Regions from separate parts of the Homo sapiens genome. Here region 2 is linked to region 1. The links are chromatin contacts, found by Hi-C or POLR2A ChIA-PET in ENCODE. All regions are on one chromosome and are shown on one strand. The core of a region is the stretch at or near the end of the contact, and the rest is flanking DNA. Distances in the headings are between cores, read along the strand shown. Region 1 overlaps MAML3 (mastermind like transcriptional coactivator 3). Region 2 overlaps MAML3 (mastermind like transcriptional coactivator 3).

Region 1 (3,356 bases), core at 552-3,051:
TATGTGTGTGTGTGTCTGAAAAGCACAGGTTTTCTGGGGCATCCTTTTTGTTTATGCATTGATTTATTTTTACTCTTTCCTGCCACGAACAATCCTCATCTCTGTCCTCGTGTCCTTCCCAGCCACTAACACACACGATGTGGCGGGGCCTGGGAAATGCGCCCGCTGGAGCACACCGCAGCCTCGCGGGCTCCCGAGCGGCGCGCGCGGGCCGAGGACCTCCAGGGCCCCTCGCGGGTCTCCCGAGCGCCGCCGCACCGCCCCTGCCCGCGCCCGGGACCGCCTCGTGGGCTTCTTTGTTAGGGCCGCCTGCGCCGAGAGGCAGTCTAGGTCCTGCCGGGGACGCACGGGCCCCACTCCTGACTTCCTAGCCGGAGTCCCCTGAGGACTTGTAAGCATATAGGCTGGAGTCGAGAGGCTAAATTAGGCCCCAGGGGACTTTTTCAATAAAACCCTAAATTTCATTTAGGTTGTTCGTAGGCCAAGCGATTGCAAGGACTCTGAGCCGAAGCAGCGGTGCCGGGCCGACCCGAGGCTCGCTCCTTATCGCCCCCTCCCCGGGCCGGCTTTGTGCAGCTGGGGTCCTGGAACCCGGTCCCTCCCGGGCTGTCGGCCCTGGGGTCTGGTGTCCGCCACCCTCCCCCCCCGGAGGTCGCCACTGCCCCCCTACCCCACTCCCAGCCCTTCCGTTTCCCTCCACGTCCCCTTCCCGCGCCCTCCCCCACTTGAATTCTTCCTCCCCTCCGGCTGGAAGAAAAGTCGGTAATGAGAAACCAGTTCAGTGTCAGTCGGAGGAGGGGGGCAGATAACCCCAGAGATACACGGCAATGGAGAGAGAACTCATTTTGTGCAAAGAGGGCCTCGAGTCACCAGGGAATTCCTGGATTGTCTCAGGCTGTCGTGTGTGATGTCCATCACGCCGTGCGAACACCATCTGCTCGGTATTGTGCTCTCAGTTGCCAGGCTACCTGCTGTACGCAGTAACACTTGACTGCCTGGCTCCACGTTCGCAGCGCTCGCCCAGACGCGCGGGGCGGGGGCCGCGGAGGGGCGGGCGGGAGCCCTGATTAAGCCATCTGCGAGGGGAGGGGGCGCGGGCGCAGCGGCGGCCGGGCACGAGGCCGGGCTGACACCACCATCTGCTGGGGCGCGGGAAGAACGGCAGCTGCTCTGCGTTGCCCCGGCGAGGGACGCCTGGAAAAGGCTGAAGCCCTGGGCGTCCTCAAGCCCGTTATCCACGGGGTCCCCGTCACCCCAGCCTGCTCGCCGCCGGCCGTCTTTTGTGATTCCCTGCTCTTTGGTTCGCCGCCAGCAAGGCTGGCCCCTCTCACCCAAACACTATGCATGTTCTTGAAAACACTTCAGAAAAATAAAGCTTCCCTACGCACAGATTTATAAATAAACAGCTGGCTGTTCTTGGGAGATATTTTTACCACAACTGTTTTTTGAAGTCGAAAACTGCCTGTTTGGGGGAGGTAAGGGTGCTTTTGACACCTCCTACCTCACTCTAGCCTTTAGAAAATTGCTAAGATCTTTTCCCTGGAGGGGAAGATATGTAAAATAGGTTCGTTGGTTTTGATTTCTTTCTCCTCCCTTTATTTTACTGAAGAGTCAGAGGGTTGGGCGAGTAGTGAAGATCTATGTAGCCACAGTTGGATTTTTGAGGGGAAGAAACTGTATTAAGATTCTTGGGAGAAGCAAGGGAGGTCGTTGGGCAAGGAGTGGATTGGAGAACAAGCCAGTAATTACAACTAAAAATACTGCATCATTTGGCTTCAAGGCATTACATCTCGCATGACGAAAGCTCAGCCTGGTTTTCTCTAATTGCACAACACAGTGTGTGTCCTTCTTAGAAACAAGAGCAGTGGCTTGAAATCCTGAAATTTGACAGACTATTTCTCATTAAGCCCTCTGAGACTGGAGGTTAAAAGAAGCCATGTATTATGTTAGTGGCCTCGGCCAGCTTAATGTGTAAGTCAAGTCACTGAGTACATTTTCACACTTTGGAATACACCTCAGAGTCGGGGGCTGTAGGTGTCTCTCATCCACTGTTGAATGCCGCAGAGCTTTGTTGCGAACTAAAGATGTTTCGTATGGAAGGCAGTCCTTTAAGAATGCACATAGTGGCTGGGAGCAGTGGCTCATGCTTGTAATCCCAACATTTTGGGAGGCCAAGGCAGGAGGATTGTTTGAGGCCAGGAGTTCAAGACCAGCTTGGGCAACACAGATGGGCAACAACCCATCTATACAAAGAATTTAAAAATTAGCAGGGCATGGTGGCTTAAACCTGTAGTCCCCCACCTACCCAGGAGGCTGAGGCAGGAAGATTGCTTGAGCCCAGGAGTTGGAGGTTGCAGTGAGCTATGATCATACCACTGCACCCCAGCCTGGGCAACGGAGTGAAACCCTGTCTCTAAAAAATAATCATAAAATAATACATACAGCCCTTCCTGCCTGTAGGTCTTCAGTGAGAAGCCTGAAGGCAAAACCTCTGGGAGGGAATTATTTGGGGAAATACATAATCCTATCCCTTTGGGAGGGTTTTTTTTTTTTTTTTTTCACACTGTGCTTTTGAAGTATTTCTTCTTGGCCCAGGAAGACACGGGCAAAAAGTGGTTTGATGTATCGTCGTCACCCCATTTGCCTCTCTCTTTCTTTTCCCAGTGGAGAGGAGGCTGGGAAAGCAACACTTCTTCACTCCTTACCACTTCCCCAGCTGTGCGGGCTGGTCACACAGGACAAGCATATCTCAAAGTGCACAAAGATAAACAGGGCCATCCCAGACCAACCCTCTCAAAAAATCAAGCTGAAGAAAACTTTATCTTCCCTTGGGCCTCATTTTCTTTCCAACTCTCTCCTCCTTATCAAAACTGGAAAGTATCAAATATACTGAGACAGAAAAAACAAACTACATATCTGCATTTTTGCTGATTGGCTGTTTATATGTCAGTGTGAATTCATTTGTTAAAGTGTAAAGCCAATCAGCCATTTGTCCCTAAAGGTGCCAAGAAACAGCTTTATTTCACTGGAAGGAAGGGCTTGGAAAACAGGTAGCAAATATTTGGGGGAAAAGGGAAGACCCTGAAATATCTAGGCCCCTGCAAGGGTTAGTCCTGAAGTAAACTTTTTGGTAGCACAAAGGTTCCTGGCATTTTTTAGTGTAAGATCTTTTTATTAACATCAAAAATATTTCCTAGCTGTCTTTGTGTATTTATAGAGAAAATACACAAAGGCAAAACATTTTATTAATTTCAGCTACAGCATTTACACATAAAAAATAGAACGCAGTACACTTATGAGAGACACAGTATATAGGTCTACAGGCTGTTCTTAGGTGCACACTTAACACCATGAAG
Region 2 (3,356 bases), core at 323-2,822, 110 kb before region 1:
GTGACAGAGTGAGACCCTGTCTCACAAATTAAAATAAATAAAATAAAATACATCTTTAAATATAAAATAATATTTAAACTATTATTAGTAGGTTGTTTCTTTCTTAAACTCTTCCTCTTACAGACAAAAATATGTAGTTTGGTGATAGAGTCTGTCTAGTAAAATAAAAATAAAGTACAGTGCTAGCTTCTTATAAGCCATAGTTTAGTCACCAAGGCTTCTGGCAATCTGTAGGTAGGAAAATTAAGGCATAAAATGATCTATCAAGATTTGCATAAAAAGCCACTCATAAGCCGAGGAGAAAGCATTTCAGCTCCTGGATTTTTTGTCACTGTCAAGCTGTCACAAATAACTATGTCTGCTTGGAGCATTTCAAACTCTGAGTTCTCTGTTTATATAGATGTTGGGATTTCCTCCCACTCCTAAAAATATATTCTAGATGAAGGGGTTAAAGATCAACATTACCCTGCTAAACCTTACTCTGACTCAAGATTTACTTAACGAACTGTAATTTTACTACTGCACAGATTCAATCTGTTGAGCAAATAAAAATCATTTTGAAAATGACCTATGTATTTATTCAGTTTGTATTTCAGAATTATCATAATATCAGGTATAAGGGGATTGTGGTACCAATGAAACTATTCTATACCATTCACCATAGATTTATAAAGGAGACTACAAAAGAGAAAATAAGAGATGACATCATATGAAGTGCTTTAGTTCAGATAAAGGAAACATCCAAAAATACTGAGATGAGTAAAATTTTATTCAAAGTAGGTTCCTGCTTTGTCTTGATCTCAATCCATTCTAACTCCTGATGTCATTTACCGTGTGAGATCTTAGTACAATCATGAAAAGAATATGAGCATTTATCAAAACTCTCTGACATCTGTATGTTTAGAAATGAACTTACACAGCAAAATATGATTTCCTTGCACTTATTTAATTTTTCTAACTTCAATTTCTACCTATGTGTCTCTGCCAGTTTGACCTGATTCAGACACCCAGAACTTGAATAAAGAAGCCCTCTTCTATTTTCATTCTTAATGAATATACCTTTTCCCATGTCCACATTGAGCCTCCCTTCTGTGTACTCTGTCTAATGCAGCCACATGTCTAGTTCCCCCTCTCTGTCACCACCCTCACTTCTTCTTTCCCATCTTCTTACTTCTTTGGTGTGACCTCTCTGTAGGACAACATGCCATTTCTGATTCCCCACACACATACCCTATCATTGATACCTACCCTCAGGATTAGATTCTGTCTAAGTAATTTGTAGAGCCATCAGGCTTTAGTAAGTATTGGACTGCAAGTCAACACCCATTATCTCATCAAAAGGGATGCTGTGTTGGGGCAGAGGGAGAGAGAGAGAGAGAGACAGAGAGAGAGACAGACAGAGAGAGAGAAAGAGAAATAGAAAGTCTCTTCCAGGAGAAAAACCATATTGATGATATCAAAAGGAAAGGAAGGTGAATAGTGTGAGCCAGAATAGGACTAAACAAATGGCAGGCTTTTGTTCAGCTCTCTGGCATCTGGACAGCAGCTCTCTGCTTCTTACTCAACCTGTCCCCAGGCTCTCTGCAGTCTTGTCTTCTGGTCTCATTTTATGTCATCCCACTATTGATGAACAGAAAATTTGGGCAGCTGCCCACCATCCCTATATCCCACCCACACTGTCAACAACAGCATGTGAAGAGGAGCCATGTGGCTGCAGTGGTAAGGAAGGTACAGTCTATGACCAAGAAAGAGACACTAAGTAGATGATTAAGAGCAGTACACACTGCTCTGACAGCCTTATTGTCACAACTGATTTTCAGGATGTTGGCAGTGATTCTGAAGCCTGTAGAAATTATCAGGTTTTAAGGGATTGAGAGTTCACCAGTGGTCCACTCTTGGTGAAGTAGGATGCCTTGCTTGGTATTGTTAACTCCCACATCATCTCTGTGCCAAGAAAAAGACAGCACAATGCCACCAACATCTAAACAGTGGCATCTAATTGATTTCAATCTTAGTTCAACAGTGTGACCAGAAGGATGTTTCAATTACCATCACCATATGGGACACTGAGTGTCTGATTAGTAGGGATGCTCCTGTTCTTCATTCTTTAGGCAACTACTCATTATTGCATAAGATGTTGTCTCTGATGATGAAATTGTATCCCAATGGACTCAAATAGTATGCATAGAAACTTGAAGGTGTTTCGCTTACAGCCAGAGTGCAACAGAGGTTTTGGAACAAGCTGGGTCCTACCAGAGCCAGAGGTGTAGCAGCTGCAGACTTCCACTCTACCCGCACCTCACATATTAGTTGTGAATTTGATAAATGCCATCCTGAAGAGCAATTGATTTATTAATTAGCTGATTCAGAATGTTCTTAGGACTCATTTGGGATATGGAGTCATTATAATTTAAAAATGTCAGCGCAGTGCAATAGAAGATGAAAATGGCACCTCCCAGGGGCCCTGTGGGCCAAGCTTTCTCCTTTGGTGAGTGGGGTTTCTCTCGATGGCTACAATGCCGTCCATGGGAAGTTGCTTCATCAGACCCAAACAGTGAGGTCTCAGGAAGTGAAGAAATGCTCATTTTTTGAAACAGAAGCTGAGGTCCAGACTAGGACGTGATCAGACCAAGCAGGACAGTAATAATTTGGTTATTAAACTGGAGATAGTAGCAATTTCATTAGAAGACTCCGAATTAAGATACTTCAGGAGTCATTTCTAGAGAAACCCCAACTGTATATAATTACCTACATCTATGAACAGGTAATCCTATAAATTTTCTAGCAAAACAGTTGGTGAACTAAGAAGGGAAAATATGGGCTAGATTAACTTATTATGAATGTTAATTCATCAGGTTTTGGGTTTTACTTTTGCCTTGTCCTTAAACATGGGTAATTAAGACCTGTCAGTAGTGTAAGTTGGGATTTGAGTTCAGGATTTTGGAAATATTCTAATTCCCTGTATTGGGACTAGGTAGTAAATCTAAAATTGTGATATATCAAGTTATTTTCTGGTGTGTTTTCTAAATTTGAGCACATGGACCCGAGAGTAGACACATCTTAGTATGTACTCAGCTTTGGGCAAAAGATAGATGGCGTCACCTTTCTTCGCATGCTGAGCTCCATAGTAGATTGAGGACTTGGGTTGGAAGCAGTAAGGTAATTGCCAAAGCCCCATTATCAGGTGGGTACACGTAGAGCTTTTGGGAGGAACAGATGCCATAAGTTATCAGTTTAGTCTTACCTTCTCTTTAGAGGGAAAAGAAGTTGGAGAAAGCGTCTGCAGCTAACAAAAGGAACTGGCCTTGGCTGGACGTGGTGACTGGGGACTGTAATCCCAGCACTTTGGGAGGCTG

What was found. A loop is a pair of places that touch in the nucleus more often than their neighbours do. ChIA-PET counts read pairs that join two places held with the same protein, here RNA polymerase II (POLR2A). Pooled maps may share reads with other maps.
Region 2: a loop to region 1 is called in a map of Caco-2, with 2.7 times the contacts of the local background. The contact joins two enhancer-like sites. A Hi-C loop is called at or near these places in 2 of 168 maps with a recorded cell type or tissue (Caco-2 and heart right ventricle), 1 of 37 single-sample maps with no recorded cell type and 7 of 50 pooled maps. POLR2A ChIA-PET finds 5 or more read pairs at or near these places in 1 of 52 experiments (SK-N-SH).

Annotation. Positions count from the first base shown.
Region 1 is chr4:139,732,761-139,736,116 of GRCh38, reverse strand. The region is part of intron 2 of MAML3 (mastermind like transcriptional coactivator 3); the gene reads left to right. It also overlaps a transcript of MGST2 not described here. Among named protein-coding and RNA genes, the nearest start is that of MGST2, 69 kb to the right of the region's middle. RefSeq lists a silencer at 1,030-1,149. Within about 2 kb of position 1,801, at least 28 of the 41 ENCODE cell types and tissues checked have a DNase peak (open chromatin) inside an H3K27ac peak, as active enhancers do.
Region 2 is chr4:139,843,032-139,846,387 of GRCh38, reverse strand. The region is part of intron 2 of MAML3 (mastermind like transcriptional coactivator 3); the gene reads left to right. Among named protein-coding and RNA genes, the nearest start is that of MGST2, 180 kb to the right of the region's middle. Within about 2 kb of position 1,572, at least 2 of the 41 ENCODE cell types and tissues checked have a DNase peak (open chromatin) inside an H3K27ac peak, as active enhancers do.